Linked DNA regions of Homo sapiens: region 2 is linked to region 1. Evidence: chromatin loops called from intact Hi-C (ENCODE). Cell type or tissue: Calu3. All regions are shown on one strand. Each heading gives the region's core, and the rest is flanking DNA. Links, peaks and the distances in the headings are about the cores only. Region 1 overlaps DLG2 (discs large MAGUK scaffold protein 2). Region 2 overlaps DLG2 (discs large MAGUK scaffold protein 2).

Region 1 (9,729 bases), core at 1,024-9,023:
GCATTTAGCTAGTGACTGGGCTCCAGACTGCTAATTTGGGAGCTCCTGAACTCATCTCAGGTTACTACCACCTAGAGCCCCAACCCACTGGGCTAACTAGCAGGAGTAAGTGGGGTGGTCGATGAACTCTAGATAAACTGACATTTTTTAAGATAAACAGCTTATTTTTATTTTAGACAGAAAATCTGGAGCTAGGCTCAGGTTGCCCCCAGTTGCATGCTTTTCCCTTTTATACAATCCACTTGAAATCAACAAACAAATTTTATCAAGAGGTGGCGCAGTTACTCAGTGAAGTTTGTAGTAAATAACTGTCCCACCCCAGATTTTTGTAAAGGTGATTGGTGTTCCCAGAGAAATGAGGTTTGAAGGTTTTTAAAACAGGTTATCATTCATTGCTCCTTTTCTGAAATATATTAATGGTGCTTCCTTGTTGGACCTGACGACGCACTCCTTGAAAAAGATGCATAGAACTTGGTGTTTGAACAGTTTTAGCCCATTAATGGCCTGAGTGCATGTCCTGTTACTGTAAGTTACAAGTCTTCACTTCTTTTTGTTGTGAAAAGCCAGTGGATTTGTCCAGCTTATTTATATAAAACACTTCATGTGGCTACTATGGTGACTGTCTAAGGAGAGAGAGAGAGAAAGAGAGAGAGCTTTCTTCATCTGAAATAACTGAAGTTTGACTTCTCTAAGTGAATGTATATCACATAATTCCTATTTTTCTGAAAGATAACACCAGAGATTGGATTGGACAGCTGGTAAGCACCTTAGGCAGTAAAGTTAATGAAACACACACACTGAACTTCATGGATAGTGCTCACAGGAGGTGTAAGCTTAACGGAAAAATTGGGAGTCAGGATTTTAAGTCTTATATTGGCTATGCCTAGAGAATCTTCTCTGGGCCTCAGATTTTCTTCTGTAAAATGAGGACTGTGGATGAGATTATCTCTGAGGCACCTGCCAGCTCTAACAATCTCTGGTTATGTCTTTCATGAAGTCATTGAATGATAATATTATTGCCAGAGATTTATGTTTTTCTACTCAATATGATAGGTTACACTGTAGGGTTGGTTAAAAAATATATTGCCCATACTAAAGAGTAGCTTGTTGTTCCTTTGGAAACCCCGAAGAGATCTTAGAATTGTTGAAGGTTTGTGTGTTCATCACTGTCAGGAAGATGTATGTGAATGAATAGCACCAATAACTAAGGAGTTAGGTTCTCTCCCATACAACCTGCCACCCCTACCTCATGCTTTTATTCACTCTCCTAACTGCATTTACAGTAGCATCCTTGCAATGGCTACTGTTTAAAATCCATTCCCATGAACTTACAAGAATTACTTAGCGGTGCTAAATGATATTTAACAAAGGTGAATTATTTGTCAAGGGAAATTAAACACAAGCTAATAATCAAATAAGATAAGCCATTGGTGTAGAGAATGTTGTTGAATATGCATTCGACCCTTCAAGTTCATTTACAAACAAGTTTCTTTTATGCTGTTAGGTTTTCCCCTAACTTTCAAACCATATTGGAGGGAATTAAAATAATTTCAAGCACACACTTTTTTTTTTAAGGCTAAGGAAATACATTAGTTTAACTTTCTTTATGTTCTCTTCCTTTTGGTATTCGGATTTAACAAATTCACTTTATGAGAGAGATTCATGTCAATAGAGTGAAACACCTATGTCATGTGTGTTTGCAGACATCGTTTTTTGAAAAATAAATTAATGTTATGTGAAAATAAAATAATGCTTTTAGAGACTCTAACCCATCTTATTTTGCAAAGTATTTGAATAAGATAATTCTCAAATCCCTTTATAATGGGATCAATTATTATATTATAACCATACTTAACAGAAGGTTAATTATAGATGGGTTGACATAAGGATTCTATCTTATAATCTTAAATATGGAAAGAGTATTGGGACTTTCTACTGTAGCCTTCCTCCTAGTGAAGTTCTTCAACATTATCTGACAGATGACAACAGAAAATAATATGCAAAATTTACCTCACAGACAGGCTTAAGTTTCAAAGCTAAATTTTATACTTACTATTGATATGATTTATGTAAGTCTCAGTTTCTTCATATGTAAAGTGGCCACAGCAATAACTACTGCAGTATATATTACTATGTCATTGTGAGAAATAACAGTTAAATGAGATGCATGCAGTACTTACTATGTATAAATTCATCAAATGATTGTTGCTTATATGGCCTTAATTATTTTCATAGCTTCACTGAGGTGGGCTTATTACTTATAGGAGAAACTGCTCCCACTGTTATTAAGATAGTTCTCTTGATAAATTCTTCATCTTTATTAAGAAATCAATCATTACTTTTCCCAAAGTTATTTTTCTTTGCTCTATGCTGTTTATGTAAAATATAGGAACCATTTATATATTGATATGACATTCATAAAATGAAGTACATTTATGAAAATTAATTAACAAATTATACTATTATTCCATTTGATCAGCAAATATTTATTGACCACACTAGAAATTCTACACACTGGAGGCATAGCAATAAACTGCTCTTGTTCCCTTTGGTCTCAAATTTAAGTGATATGGCAGATGATTACATTTCTTACAATATTGATTTAAGAAAAAAATATAAAATAAGGATTTTCATTGAATCTTTTAGTAATTAAAATGGGATTTAAATAATTTTTGAAAAAATCATGGAGACACAGATTTCAATAAGGATACTTCAGAAACCTGCAGTCATTTCAAGATTACCTACTAAGTGTGAAAATAAGATTATTAGGATGAATATTTATTTCCTTTCCTGAAAGTTATTTACATGGCAAAGTCTAAAACCATTTTCATGGGTAGGCCAGACTGTCAGTTTCAAAAACACTAAAACTGTTTGCTCTAATTATCTCAGAATGGCTTCAAGGATGCTGAGTAATTTGAGCTTTCAAGCTAGACACTCAAAAGTTATCTTCTTTTGTCACTTAGCCATCTCCAGGGTCCGTCTTGTTGCATCCTGAGAGCTATTCAATTTAGTTAACTGACTATACGACTTATGACTGTAAACATGGAGTGTCTTTCCATGCTAGGCATTATGATGGGCATTAGAGATACAAACGTAAGTACAACACCATTTATTCCAGAAATTAATTCCAAGCCTATTGAGGAAGTAATTCCACTTCTTTTATTAAAATACAGATCACCTACAGTCCCATCTAACCTTAAGTTCTCATGAGAGAAACCAAAATAACCTTCTTCCAAAAAAAAAGATTTTCTATTATATCAGTTCCCCCCTACCTTTTTTTTTTTTTTTGCCCCTGTCCATATGCCATCATCACACCTACAAGGCTATTTATGGGAATGGGCTTGCCATGGGGAAGGAGGTCTTCTAAAAGGTTTTTTTCTTTGTCATAGTAGTTTTTATGTCATTATCAGAAAATAGGCATCAACTTTACCTTCACTTAACTGTTTTCTCCATCCACAAAGATCAAAGTATTGAATTTAATTTCAAGGGCCAGCCTATATAGTATTTCTCTTTCCTTTATCTTGTCTATAGCTGCATTGCAAAGGTCCACAGTCCATGTGTGTGTGTCTCCCTTCTTTTATTCCCCAATATTTCTAAGATAAAAATACATACAAACATAAAAGAATATTTGTTATTTGTCCTAATATTCTAAAAATACTTTATAAATTACAGTATTCTCTACAATTATTCCTTTGCTTTACTATTTTAATTAAAAGGAAGATGTAATTGAAATATGGCTTATGTTAAAAAAAATGCACAAGGGACCTGGATAGACACTTCTTCAAAGGAGACATTAAAATGGCCAGTGGGTACAAGGAGAGGTGCTCAACATCGTTAAGTATCAGGAAAATGAGAATCAAAACCACAGTGAGATATCATCTCATACTATTAAAATGGCTGTTATCAAAAAGACAAGAGGTAACCAGTGTTGTCAAGGGTATGGAGAAAAGGGAACCTATGTACACTGTTGGTGAGAATGTAAATTAGTGTGATAATTATGGAAAACAGTGTGAAGGTTTCTAAATGTATTACAAATAGAATTACCATATAACCTAGCAATCCCCTTTTAGATATATAACCAAAGGAAACGAAATTAGCATCTCACAGAGATATCTGCATTCTCATGTTCACTGCAACACTATTTTAAATAATTCATAATAGCCAAGATATGGAAACAACCTAAGTGTTCATTGACAAATAAATGGATGAAGAAATTGTGGCATGTATCTATTTTATAGAGATACATTTATATCTATTCTATAAATTAGAATATTATCCAACCTTTGAAAAGAAGGATAACCTTACATTTGCAATAACATGGATACACCTGGAGGACATTAAACTAAATGAAATAAACTGAAGATAGGAAAATGCTGCTGACCTCACTTATATGTGGAATGTAAAAAAAAAGTAGAACACATACAAACTCAGTAGAATGGTGGTTATGGGAGATTGGGAGGAAATTTGAAGATGTGGGTTGCAGGAAACAAAGTTGCGGTTATGTGGAATGAATAAACCTAGAGATCTCAGGTACAGTGTTTGGACTATAGTTAATATTGGATTGTATACCAGAAATTTGCTAAGAGAGTAGATTTTAGGTATTCTTACATACACACACACATACACACACACAGAGTGTAACACAGATAATGGGTATGTTAATTAGTTTGGCTGTAGTAACCATTTCACTATATCAAAACATTATGTTGTATATTTTGAATATTTACAGTTTTAAAAGAAACATGGCTAAAACTTGAGCACCTCTTTCTTTCTCATAATAGCAATTTGTTAATATAACAGCTCAACTGAACCACTGTGAAGCCCGTAGGACACATCAGGTATCTTCAATATTGTTTTTATATATTAAGATAGGGGAAAGTTTTTGAAAATGTTATAGAGTCCTGAAATTTTATTTTTTTCTGGTGAGTATTTGGACCTTTTGTAACTGCCCTAACCCTCAAAGGAAAGGAGTCATCTTCTAGAAAGCAACCTACCTTTCTTCTACAGGGTGACTCTCACAAAAGAGAGAATAGGGAGAGTAAGTGGAAGGTTAAAATGGAAGAAAATGGAAAAATAAAAAAGGGAGGGAATCAGAAGAAGAAAGGGATGAGTTCAAGGACTAAAACAGCAAAAGGAAGGGGTAAAATAATTTGGTTTTATTAAACATATATACAGTATCTTAGGTGTTTTACCAGTGTTATTTCTTCCAATCTCCGTAGTTACCAGGCAAACAGAAGAAGGAGCAGGGAAGGAAAGAAAATAGAACAGAATGATAGGAAGGGAAAGATGGGAAGGGAAAGTCTTGGGTGGGGCGGGGAGGCAGAGAGAGAGAGAGAGAGAGAGAGAGAAAGAGAGAGAGAGAGAGAGAGAGAAAGAGAAAGAGAAAGAGAAAGAGAAAGAAAGAGAAAGAGAAAGAGAAAGAGAAAGAGAAAGAGAAAGAGAGAGAAAGAGAAAGAGAAAGAGAAAGAGGAAATGGGTTGTGGGCTCCCAGCCTCCAGAGGGTGCTCTAACACTCACCCAATATCAGAGGGCCTGTCAGCACCTCCTTGGTGGACAGTTCCCTGGAACCTTCTGCCTTTCTCCACCTCTCCCAGACCCCTTTTTCCTGCCTAGACAGTCTCTGTGGCAGAGAAGTAGTTTTGTTTGCCCATTTGTTTATTTAAATGTGGCCAACTTTGTTGTAAAACATTAGTGGTAGCAGAGGAGCCATCAATTCATATATCATTATGCATATTTTTTGTCACTAGCAGGGTAGTTTCCCTTTACCTATTTTGAATATTGCCAAAGGTTGACCATTTTGGTATATGTTTTTTTTTTATTTTATAGTAACATGTGTTCATTGAAATATATTAGAAAAAAACAGAAATTCAAAAAACAAACTTTAGAAAATACTTTTTGTTTCAGAGGACTAGATGTAAAAACTTAATATTTTAGTGTGTATTTTCCTAGTTTCCCAGTACTATTTTGGTTTCCTTGGTTTATACATGACTTATTTTAAAAGTGTAGTTGTAATCATGTTGAGTCTGCATTTGAATAATTTAAATTTATATTAGGCTTTGTGAATGTATTTTAATTGCTGTATAACAGTTAACCATCCTTTTGATATTTTGGCTTTTTTCCCCTTAAATTTTCTACTATTAAAAATAAAATCAACATCTTGGGGAATAAGTCTCTTTTGGATTTAAAATTATTTCCTTTGGATAGGATAGAATAAGTAAAATTACTAAGTCAGATTTTAAAAAATAATTTAAGATGCTTGATGATGGGTATTTCTGCATTTATTTTAATCATAGTTATATAAATTTATATTGCTGCAAGCTACTTTATATGTCATCACATTCTTCATCTTTACTTTATGGATTTGTAAATAAGAGGTAGTCTAGTTTTTCTCCTGTGAATCGGGTTAAAACTCTGTTAGACTTTGAGTTAATAGGAGTCTCACGACTATATTGCTTTGTATCACCTCAAAAATACCTAATATGCAAAAAATCCAAGTGTTCAAAATTGGTACATTAAGGAGACAGCTATTTACATTGCCAAGACTTCAGTTTCTCTCTCAATACATACACACACTGACCTGCTACCAGTTGTCAGACAGTGTTTTCAGAAATGTCAACTCACTTAATCTTTACAGTGCCCCTTTGAGATGGGTATAGTAGTTACCCTGGTTACCCCAGTGTTACAGGTAGAGAAATTGGGGTGCAGGTGGTTTAAGTAATTTGCCCAAAGTCATATCACTCTTAAATAGCAGAGCCAAAATTTGAACCTAAGCAGGTTAGATTTGGAATATACACTCATTTCCAATATAATTTTGTACTCTTTCAAATAGCAGGATTCTATGCTTAAGTGCCTTTAAGCTATGAGTCAATTTGCAAAAATGTCATTTATGCACACCTGAATTTGAATGTAAGGTACACTGATGAGAGGAGTCAGTTTTATTGTACAAGAATTTCTTTTGAGAGGAGTTTGATCCAAACATCATTTCTCATAGTATTCACACTATCATTTTCTGCATGAGGTTATTAAATCACATGGATAGAATATGACTTACTCAAGGTCACACAGCAAGTTACACAGCCAAGGCTACAACTAGGTCTTCTAGTTTCGAACTCAATGTTATTCTTTCTACGTCATGACCTCTAACTCTGAACTAGAAGTTTTGGAAATCAAGGTGAGAAAAGAGAAACTGACAAGTTTTATCTGCAAGAAGTTGGAAAAATAACACCCTCCTTTCAGGACTGTTGTAAAAATTAAGTGATAGATCACATATCAAAACATTTAGCACAATGCCTGGTATGTGGTAACTATAAAATAAGTGGATTTTTTTTCTATTTTATTAAACTACTTTACATATTGCTGAGAAGATGTAGATTGCAGATAGAGTCAACTGGGTAGTATTAAATCAAACACTTTGAAATTCACCTATCAGTAAATTGGAGGTATTTTAACCTACCAACACGTTGTTGAAGGCTTCTAATGCTACAAAAAGAAGAATCTAGAAGTTTATATAATTCATACCAAAAACAAAAATCCTAGATTATACCTGACCCAGAAAGAGAAAATGAAAAATGAGCTAAGGAGTTAAACAGGTGCTGAATGTCCCAAACAAGCAGGCTGCATTGACCTTTTGACCCCCTTGACAATACATACTTGCCACTTCAAGGTCTTTTACAGTTTTTATTTTTAATTTTAGAAAATTTGAGAGAAAAACGTTGAATATAAAAAAATAAGGAGGGTTAACTTTTATGCCACCAATAAAGTATGTTCACAGAAAGGGAATATTGAATTGTACAATTCAGAATACTGAAAGAGCTCAGACTTTAAGAAGCCTTTTGCCTTGTACTCACTTATGGATATCCAGGGAAAGTTTTAAATAAAGTACATATGGTGAAATCATTCCCAGTATCTTTTGAATTAAATTACCCCTGGACTCTTATGGCATGTAATACTTAATAATTGTATCCTAATTGTAATATTCAATTGTAAATTCTGTTTGCTTATCCATTTGCCCGTGTAAACTGTAGGGATTTTAGGGGCAGGAGCCATATTATATTCATTTAGTATAATGCCTGGAAGATCCCTGAAATAAAGACTAGGCATTACTTAATGTGGTACCTTGATGTGGTGGTTAACTTTATGTGTCACCTTGACTGGCCAGACATTTGGTTAAATATCATTCTGGGTATATCTGAGAGATTGTTTCTGGATGAGATTAAATTGGTAGACCCAATAAAGCAGATTGTCCTCCCTAATGTGGGTGAGCCTCATCCAACCAGTTGAAGACCTGAATAGAACAAAAAGCCTGAGTAAGAGGGAGCTCCTCCTGCCTGCCTGCTTTGAGCTGATGCATTGATCTTTACTGGCCTTTGGACTTGAAGTGAAGCATTGGCTCTTTTTGGGTTTTGAGCCTGCTGGCTTTTGTGCTGGAACTTATATCATCAGCTTTCTCAGTTCTCAGGCCTTTAGACTAGAATTGGAACTGCATGTTGGCTCTCTGGGGTCTCCAGCTTGCTGACTGCTGACCTTGGGACAAAACCTCCGTGATAATGGGAACCAATTCATATGTGTGTGGGGGGTGGGGGAGGGGGTGGGGGAGGATAGCTAGATCGATCGATCTCTCTCTCTCTCTCTCTCTCTCTCTCTCTCTCTCTCTCTCTCTCTCTCTTACTGGTTCTGTTTCTTTGGAGAACCCTGAATAATGCAGCTAGTATCTGGGGTGAGATGCCTGGCTCTGTCATCACTAATTGGCCATTCTTGTCTAGTAAGGTACAGAGAAGCTGATAAATCATAAACGCAATCAGATCTCCATGCCATGGTGATCTTATTGAAATTAAAATAGTTTCCTCATAAGGTTATGGATTTACTTTATTGTAAGTCACAGATTATACTTCCAGAGACACCATAGTAGAAAACATTTAAATAGTAGAAAACATTTAAAACTACTTTAATGCTTTTTTCAGCTCTATATATATATATATATATATATCTATATATATATGAATGTACTTGTCAGACTTATGAACACATTATATATTTCAGTGATTATAAAGAACACAGTAATATTTTTTCCATATAAATTTAAATGATGGTGTCAGATAGAATAACAATAGCATCCTGAATGATGGCTTCTGGAAATCTTATAAATAAGGTAATATTTTTGAAACTTCCATTTGTGTGTGTGTATGTGTGTGTGTGTGTAATTCCTAATATAAAATACATAATTTTGATGGGGTTTCATGTATTATCTTTATTGAAGTTTTTTTCCAAATTCCTAAAGTAGTTTAAATTATTTAGTTTGATGAATGAGCACACTAAAAACAGTCATTATCTCTAAAATGCTGGTCCAGTGCACTGTAACAGCCTTAATATCCACATTATGGATTAAACCAGGCAGGGATTAATGATATCACTGCATCATATGGCAAATAATGATACTATCATATTATCAAATAATAATGATATTATTTTATAAGTTCTCAAATAAGATGGCAGCTACTCACATGTCAGTTGGCTTATTATCTAAGGGTAGGAGACTTCGATTTTTCTCTTGGAGCCATGTCTCAAGTATCCTCATTATGGTTTGGTGAAAATCTCCATTTGGAGAAATGTAGGTACACTTGTCCATTAATCAATTTCTAGTTCTCTCTTGAGCATATATATTATGTTTAACATTATAGTGGGCACCTCAGGTTAATGCTCAAATACGGTAAAATAGTTCCTGCCTTGGGG
Region 2 (9,729 bases), core at 860-8,859, 160 kb after region 1:
AATCTTTTATCCTTTATTTTTTTGAGTAAATGATTTCCAATCACTATATAATTAATATCAGTATCTGAAATGTTTTTCACGATGAACATGACCTTTCAGTGTGTCTCCACAGCACAAAAGAGAGCCACTTTTCTAGCCTAGTTCTCTAAACATGTTTCAGATGAGAAATTTGTCTACCAGAGGAGGTCACATAACTAATAAGATGTCACATAGCTGCTAAGATGTCACACAGCTACTTCAGAGCCTCACAGAGCCAGGACCAAGATCTGAGTGTTATTGTAATGATTCTGGTGTACATTTAACTGCTTTACTTAAACTTTCTTGAACTCAAAGCCAGCTACGCATGAGTGTAAGAACAAGACCGATTTTAGAGTCTGCCTTTTCACTGCTTCAACCTAAAACACAGACAGCATCTGAACCTCACCTGGCAGCTGTGCCATTTTGCCCTGTGCTCTGACACATTTTGGCTCTTTCAGTGAGCTCCCAGTGCTGCTGCTTGCAGCCAAAATGCCAGGTTCTGAAAAAAAGCATGATTCCTTCCAGCCCTGGGGATTGTTGTCAAAAGGTCACTCAGTCATTACTTCTCACTAATTATGTTAGAAGGAGGCCTCAAAAATGCCAGGGTTTTTGAAAAAAAGAAATATCAACATTTATGGTAAACATAAACAACATAAATCACAATAGTACTATGCATAGTGTTCCTTGCAAATGTGGATGTGTTGTGGGTGTAGCATCACTCATTCATTTACTCACCATCATGTTTTGAGATAGCTCAATATCAGACGTGGTTGAAAAGTCCGCAGGTGCCAACTGGATTCTTCCTTCATTTTTATATTCAACATATATGTATTTATAGCCTATTATATGCTAGCGACAGTGCTAGGCACAAGGAATGCAGCCCAATATGAATGGATTTTAGTAGAAACGTTACTCAAGATAAACTTACGTAAATGGAGTTGAAATGTGGTTTTATAAAAGTTGGTAATCACAGCATTTTGGGAGGCTGAGGCGAGAGGATCACTTGAGCCCAGCAGTTTGAGAACAGCCTGAACAACATGCCAAGACCCCATGTCTATGAAAAATAAAAAATTAGCCAGGTACAGTGGCATATGCCTGTAGTCCCAACTATTTTGGAGGTTGATGCAGGAGGGTCACTTGAGCACAGTTGGTTGAGGCTGCAGCAGGGAGCCATGTTCGTACCACTGCACTCCAGCCTGGGCGACAGAGCAAGAACCTGTCTCAAAAGAAAAAAAAAAAAAGAAAGAAAGAAAGAAAAAGAGGTAAAGAGTTGGATATTTATTTATTCTAAGAAATATATTTTAAAGATTTTTTGCATTGTTACTGTAACACAAGACACATCTACTATAGCAGTTGCTTGGAGGAATCAGAAAATATAAGACGAAACTGCTGTTAAAAATTTAGTTTTAAGAAGGGACTCATAGATCTCATAGACTGTTATTTAAACAAATGACACAAACAATTCCAAAATACAGGGTATAATTTTCAAGCTAACTATTATAAGCATTTAGAGATAAAATGTCAAGGGAGAGAGCACTTGCAGATGAGGCAAACCCAGAAGCCTTCATGTAGGGGCTGGAAATTTGAATTGGACTCCTCCTTTGAATCCACATGCAAAGAAGGAAATGAGTGCTCCCAATTTTTTTTCTTTTTAAAAAAATTTTACATTTTATATTATCTTAGAAGCTAGTATTGGGTAGAGACATAGGCAGTCATAGAAAATGCTGCCTTTATCCTGGGAGTTAGTAACTTAAATGGTAGTCATTATTTAGTCTATGACAGCCATCAGTTCTGAATAGTGTTTCTCATAGACAGGGGACTGAACCAAAGGATATCTTGGAGTTCCTTCTAGATCAAGGGTCATTGATTCTATTATACATTGCTTGATATTGTAAACATGTAACTTTATAAAAGTATATTCTGTCACATTACTTTTTTTTTAACTTTTAAAAATTCTTATGGTTACATAAGGGGTATGTATTTATGGATTACATGAAATTTTGTCACATTTTGATAAGTATAAATCAAGATTGAGAAAGCAGTGCAAGGCTAAATTATCTAGGTGAATTCTGTTTGGTTGAAACCCAGTTGCAATTTCGTTTGACATATATAGTGTTCATCAGTACTTAGGAAGTTAAAAAAAGAAGTCAATTTTAAATCTTCAAATTAATATGTATTGTGTACAAGGTTCATGGTCTATTCTAGATACTTATTAACTAACAATTTGCCTTTCAAATATTTTCTTAGCATTTCAAATGAAATGCTATCCTTATTTTCCCATTTGTGTTGCATTCTTGCTATAGATTATAAGAACAAATTTCTTTCACTCAACAATGATTTAATAAATATTTATTGAGGAATTATAAATGTCAAGCACTGAGCTTGCTGGGTGCAGGAGGTATGAAAGTAAATGAAATACAATTAAAACATAGTCTCCTCCTTAAGAAGATGACTGTCTGGTGGGCAAGTCAGACTTATAAGTAGATTAATTACACTTCTAAATATTAGAGTTTAAAGCAAGAGCTTTGGAAAGCACAGAAGAGAGAACATTGGCTGCTAGAAGGGAGGTTTCACAGAAAGGTAACATTTAATATGAGTCTTAAAAGAGAGGTAACATTTAATCTGAGTCTTAGAAGATGAGATGGCAAAAGGGTGTAACAGGCTATGGCTTGATGGCATCTGCCATCATGAAATCTATAGGATCAGGAGTTCTCATCTGTGACAGAAGTGTATTTTATTTTTGTAGGATAATTATAAAAATTGGAAATAATGCAAAAGAGTTAGCATAATGACCAGAAGAATATAGATGCTCAGTAAAGCACATCTATCATTTGCATTATCACCTAAACCTATTGAACTATATGTCCTACTCACTGCACATACTCCAAATGCCCAATATACTGTTTCACAGCTAATATTATGGCTATAATTAAGTAGTCAGTAGTCACTTATGCATTTAACATTTGCCTCCCCATACCAGACCAAACACCATGAGAAAAGGGAATGAAATTATTTCATTGATTATTGTATTCCTAGTATCTACCAAAGTGCCTAGCTGATGACAGATGCCCAATAAATCTGTGTTGAAGGAGTTATTTAAAAATGCAGTATCAAGTCACATTGTAAAAGCGTGAGTACTCTAACTCCAAAATATCAATTTATTAGTTTTCCTTCATGGCAAAGGGTGGCACTCAGACCTCTTGAAGTAATACCTACTCCATCTTCAGCATACCCCTCATTTTCTTGCCTCAACTCTCCATTATGCTCATACATAAATTAACTTAAAAGCTCATAGTAGTCTATGGATGGCCAGATAAAATAATTTTATGATTTTCTGTTGATTTTAACCCAAAATGTACATTTGTTTTATTTTACCTTTCCACAGCCCAGAATATTTTATAAGAAGACCCCTCTCCTCTCTCAACAAATCTGCCATGTCTTATAGAAAGTTTATTAGAGGCGCACATTCAGATCCCCTGAGAATTCATTACTTTCCAAAGCCATGATGAAGCATTATTCTGAATAAAATTAAGTTCTTCTACTTCCAATTAACAGCAGATGATAAAAGTGCCTGCCAGTTCTGTTGCCTTTCAGCTGGGTGTTTTTCTCTTGCTTGGTCATTTGTAAAATGTGAGCCCTCCTAATGGGGACTGAGTTATTCACTTGAATTAATGAGTTTCAGCTGAATTGATAGTGCCTAGCACACTGTAGGTATTCAATAATAGTCAACAGCAATTTTTAAGCTGACTTAAGTTGCTTCATTTGAGAACATTGGCTAAAATCAATACAATGTGGCTTTCCTACTAAATTTGACTTAAAGGGAAGATCAGATTCCCAAATTTGGTATCCAGACTATATACAGTCCTGTAGCTAGTATTATATAAAAGAATCTAAAAAGATTATGCAAAACCTGTTAGGCTGAATTTATTCCTGTGATTTCCCAACAAGTACACAAGATACTCCAGCATACCTATATACATTTTTGAGCCTTAGATTCTTCCTCCTAGAGGAATATCTGGCACAGAGTAGGTCTTCATCAAAATAATAGCTAAAAACAAATGGGATAACATGTCATGTGCCATATGTTAGAGCATAGCCCATTTTCTTGTATCTCATAGTCACTCAGTAACTATTGATTTAATCAATTTAAAATTAAAATAGAATTAAGATCTAGCATAAACTAACTTAGGAAACCTTTTAGATCTAAACCCAAGAAGATAAAATGCAAAAAATGTATTGATCAGGAAATAGTTATATTCAGAGGACCGAAGAGACACAGTTAGCAAGTTCAGATTATAGTGCAGCATATGGTGCCTAATGCCTAATAGCACATATTTGCATGTTGAAGCTTTTAATTAGAAGGGATTACAATTCCTCTGAGATTCTCGTAGCTCTGGATGGAGAGCTTTTAAAAGAAATCAATATTATATGCTTATTATATTATAACCTTTGTGGAAAATCAATAATATGTTTGCTGAAAAAAATATTTTATGTGTCAACTGAATTATGGAAACTTCTCGTGCCAACAGTGAAACCTAATGATTTATTTAATTACATTAAGTGAATTACTTTATTATATCAGTATATTATACTAATTTACATATGCACACATTGTCTGTGTCTCTAATTGTTCCCTAAGTTATGCCATCTCCCTAGGTCCCCTTGGCTTACCTCTTCATGGCAGAAGCTGTATCTTCTGTGTCTGGTTAACAACCAACTCAGTGTTTGTTTACTTTTAAATGATTTTTGTTATAATGACAACAGTAATAATAGATAAAAGTTCAGGCAATATAAGCACTTTGTTGGGTACTCTACATACTGATAGGAAACATACATCACTCAAAATTAAATATTTGCCTTCATACAATATCTATTTATTCATTCATTTATTCAGCAAGCTACTCAACATCCATTGAGCTGCCAGGCGTGGAATGGTCACTGACAGAGTCAAAGAAAAATCTGTCATGACTCTCTGTTGGTAACAAGCTTTTGGGGAGAAAAAAGATAAAAATGTTATAATAAAATGTGACAGCTCTAATGATGGTATAAAAAATGTTTTGAGGGGCTTAGGAGAATCATAGCTAACTGCTGGAGGAGACCCTGAAGTCTTTGGAAGAGTACTCTTGAAGCTGAGACTCAAATTTGCATTTCAATTGAATAGATGCAAAAAAATAAAGAAGATAAGGAATCAATAGCCTTCACCAAGTCATGGAAATGTGAACTATGAGTTATACACATCTGAACGGAATTTGGCGTAGGTGGACTATGCCCTGAGAGCTGGAATGTTTAGGCAGAGGAATAAAAAGTGGTGTGTGTATAGGGAGCTGGGGAGCGGTAGGTATTTGAAGTATAAAGAAAGTAAAGGAAGGTGAAGTTAGAAGCGAAGATTTAAGGCAGTTTGTAGAGGGTCTTGGATGGCAGGATTAGGAGTCTAGAATGTGTGCTGTGATTAAAGGGAGCCAAAAGGATGCTAGCAGAGCCCTGATTGGTTTAGAGTTTTATTTAAGAAAAAAAGGTTTCTGCTTGTTTCCTTATACAAGGAGACATACATTGCAAAGATGCCACAATTTTTAGGAAAGAAGCATGTGTGCTATACCCATAAGAATTCACTACTGGGGAATAAGTTCTTGCTTTATAAACTTTCTAAGAATAGTCAAGTTCACCCAGACCAGAGTTGAGCTTTAGATTTAAGGATGCTTAGCTTGCCACCTTGTGGCTGACAGTGAATGCTGCACACAAGGGATGTAATCTGGGAAATAAACCAACTCCAAACCACTTAGTGAAGTTTTTTTATTTGTTCAAGTTCATCACAAGCGTTAGAGATAATAATAAGAATAATAACACTTAGAATAAATATTAATGAATACTAGAGTTAAAAATCTTTGAATGATCCTTGACTCCTTTATCTTTCTCACCCCTTACATATAATGTATCTATAAATCCTGTCGATGAGATTTTCCAAATCTGATATATAGTCACGTTATAAGTGTTTTTCTTGATAATTCCAGGTTTTACTGAGAGTATGGAAAAATCATAGTTCTCATATGTTGCTGATAGTTTGTAAATTGGTATATTTCTGACAAAAATACAACTACTTTGTAGTAAGATCATTGGAGAAAGCACGGAACAGATATCTAGAAAAATTGAAGATGCATATAGTCTAAGACCCAGAACTCCTCTACTCTCCTAGGTATATATGTTCTAACAAGAGTTTTACATATGTGCACCAAAAAACACATGCAAGGATTTTTAGCAGTATTGTTAGTTTTGTTATTCCGGAAAGGAAAATAATAGAAAAAGCCCAAATATCTCTCTCAGAAAAAAAAAAATGGTACATTGTGATATACTAATAATAACATACTGTAAAAAATTAAAAAGAAATGATCTAGTTTTGCACACATCAACATAAATAAATTTCTCAATGAAATGTTGTAGAAAAATAGCCACAATATGATACTGCTTACATAAAGTTCCAAAATAGATATAAACTAAGCATTTTTAAGGAATACTGTATCAGTAAAGATCATATCAGAGAAATGGAACCAGTATGTGTATATATATTAATATGTGTATATAAACAAATTTATTTTAAGGAATTTGCTTTTGTCATTGTGGGAGCTAAAATCAATAGGGCAGGGCAGCAGGCTGGAAACTCTTCAATAGGCACTAAGCAAGAAATCCACAGATGAAATCTATTCTTTCTCATGGAAACCCTAGTTTTGCTTCTAAGACCTTTCAAATGGTCAGATGAGGCCCACCCAGAATATCAATGATAATTTCCTTTACTTAAAGTCAACTGATTGTAGATGTTAACCACAACTACAAAATTCCTTCATAGCAACACCTAAATTAAGTAATTGAATACTATAATTTAGCCAAGTTGACACATAAAACTAACCATTACAATTACCTGTCTATGTAGTAAGACTATTGGGGAAAACAGGGAATTATACAGATAAAATTCCACAATTACCTCAGGGGAGAGGCAGACAGATATGACCCGGGATGGATACCCAGGGGCCTCCATTCTGCTGGTAATACTTTTTAAAGATGGATGGCAGTTATGAGGAAGTTTGTTACATTATTCCTTATAGATTGTATAGCTGATGTAAATTACTTTGTTATGTAGGGCCATTATCCTTAGCAAACTAACATAGGAACAGAAAACGCAATACTACATGTTCTCAATTATAAGTGGGAGCTAAATGATAAGAACACATGAATGATTCCATAATGAGTTTGAAATATAATTTTTAATCACAATACAAAATAATTGTTTGGTAAGAGTGTGGGAGTACTACATGTGTAATCTGGGGAACAGAGGCTCTTCACCCTCTAACCCAGCTTGTCCAACCTGCGGCCTGTGGGTCACATGTGGCCCAGGACAGCTTCGAATGTGGGCCAACACAAATGCAAAAACATTTGAATAACATCGTGGGACTGTTTTGCAATTTATTTATTTATTTTTAGCTCATCAGCTATCAGTGTGTTTTATGTGTGGCCCAAGACAATTCTTCTCCCATTGTGGCCTAGGGAAGCCAAAAGATCGGAGACTGGATACTCTTGCTCTAACCATTTAGGGTTGTTGCTATGAGCCAAAACAGAAATACGAGTCAGGAAGAAAGACTAAACACATGTTAGGTCAGATGCTCAAGTTTACAAAAAATAACTGGGGGTGCATTTTTGATGAGAGGCTAACACAGAGTATCTTTATACCCACTGTCCACTAGGCCCCAATCTCAAAGCTGGATATGGTTGCTTAAAGTCCACCTGCTACCTGACCATGTCCTGTCTCCTATCAGGCAAAAGATGGGCCCAGATGGGAGTGAACTTAGTCACCAAGTGTTACAAAATTCATTTTTTTTGTTACTTCTTATCTCCTCTGAGAAAAGATGTTGGAGGGTTGAAAGAATAAAAGACATGGACATTTGGAATGTTGTGTGGGTGGGCAAAAGAAAACTTGGAGTTTGTGGCCCCTAGATGCTTCCTACTGTAGGAAATGCAGATGGGCAGGGGCTGAGCTCATTGGCCTGCAGGCTCTGCCACTTGCCTGTCTCAGGCACCAGCACAGGTTCTCTAAATGCCTCCCAACTGGTCTCCCCAACTTTTGCCCTCTCCCTTTGAATCCATTCTCCTTTGGCAGCTAGAGTAAGCTTTTAAAAAATTGTAGTAAAAAATTCATAAAATTTTAGTCTATGTTAACCATTTTAAACTGTACAGTTCAGTAGTGTTAATTATGTTCACTTTGTTGTACAACAGATCCCCCGAACTTCTTCCTCTTGTAAATCTGAAACTTTATATCCTTTAAACAGCTCCCTATTTCTTCCTCTCTCTAGTCCCTGATAACTACCATTTTACTTTCTGTTTCTGTGAATATCACCACTGTAGGCACTTCATATAAATGGAATCATACACCATTTGTCTTTTTATTACCAACCTATTTCACTTAGCATAATGTCCTTAAGATATGTCCATATTGTAGCTTGTGACAAAATGTCCTTTCTTTTTTAAAGCTGAATAACATTTTATTGTGTGTGTGTGTGTATATATGGATATTTCTAACCACATTTTGTTTATTTATTCATCAACAAACATTTGGGTTGCTTCTACCTCTTAGCTATCATGAATAGTACTACTATGAACATGGGTGTGTAAATATCTTTTCAAGACCTTGCTTTCAATTCTTTGGGATATATACCCAGAAGTGGGTTTGCTAGATAATATTGTAGTTCTATTTTCATATTTTTGAAGAACCTCCATACTGCTTTTTATTGCAGTTACATCCTCTTACAGGCTCACTAAGAGTTCAAGAGTGAGCTTTTGAAAATATATATCAGGTCATATCACTCTCCTGCTGAAATTCTTTGTTGACTTCCCATTTTTCTTAGGATGGGGACCCAAATCCTTCCCAAGGCTAACAAGGCCGTATGTAATCTTATTCCAGGTTACCTCTCCTTCCTCATGTTTGCTTCACTCACCCCTCTTCAGAAAGCCGTGTCAATTCCTTGAACCTACCACACTCTTTTCCAACACAAAGATTCTCATGGTTGTTCTTCCTTTCATTTGAAAGGCAGCTTACCCACCTCTTCACATGGGAGATATTCTCATTCCTCTGACTTCAGTTAATATGTCATTGTTTCAGAAAGCATCCTTGACATTCTCTAATGAATATGGTTCCTTCTTGTGCTCTCTTGGAGCATCTTATTTCCTTGACTTTATTTCCTTCATTATTATTATTATTATTGAGACAGAGTTTCACTCTCGTTGCCCAGGCTGGAGTGCAGTGACTCAGTCTCAGCTCACCGCAACCTCCCCATCCTGTGTTCAAGTGATTCTCCTGCCTCAGCTTCCCGAGTGGCTGAGATTACAGGCATGCGCCACCATGCCCGGCTAATTTTGTATATTTAGAAGAGACGGGATTTCTCCATGTTGGTCAGGCTGGTCTTGAACTCCCGACCTCAGGTGATCTGCCCACCTCGGCCTCCCAAAGTGCTGGGATTACAGGCATGAGCTACCGCACCCGGCCCATTTTCTTTATTTTTAAATTATGTTAGTCACCACCACTAGAAGGAAAGCTCCACAAGAGAAATAATACTGCCTATCTTGCTTGTACACTGTTGAATCCCTGCAGCTAGTGCACCTAATAAAACTGGTAGTCGTTCTGCCCTCAAGATTGAGCAAGTCCTATCCACATTAAGGAAAGAGTAATGA

Evidence for each region. Peaks named below come from ENCODE experiments on the same cell type or tissue, not always from the same donor. Only the 100,000 strongest peaks of a DNase experiment are listed, where the experiment ranks them.
Region 2: a loop joins it to region 1, with 11 times the contacts of the local background. A loop is called at or near these places in 55 of 110 quality-filtered maps.

Annotation. Positions count from the first base shown.
Region 1 is chr11:84,710,267-84,719,995 of GRCh38, reverse strand. All of the region lies in intron 6 of DLG2 (discs large MAGUK scaffold protein 2), which reads left to right. Among named protein-coding and RNA genes, the nearest start is that of DLG2, 910 kb to the left of the region's middle. In Calu3, for the core only: a CTCF peak has its summit at 5,509 (motif pointing right); a DNase peak (open chromatin) is centred at 5,525.
Region 2 is chr11:84,554,280-84,564,008 of GRCh38, reverse strand. The region is part of intron 6 of DLG2 (discs large MAGUK scaffold protein 2); the gene reads left to right. Among named protein-coding and RNA genes, the nearest start is that of DLG2-AS2, 920 kb to the right of the region's middle. In Calu3, for the core only: no CTCF peak of the experiment used is centred there; a DNase peak (open chromatin) is centred at 5,718.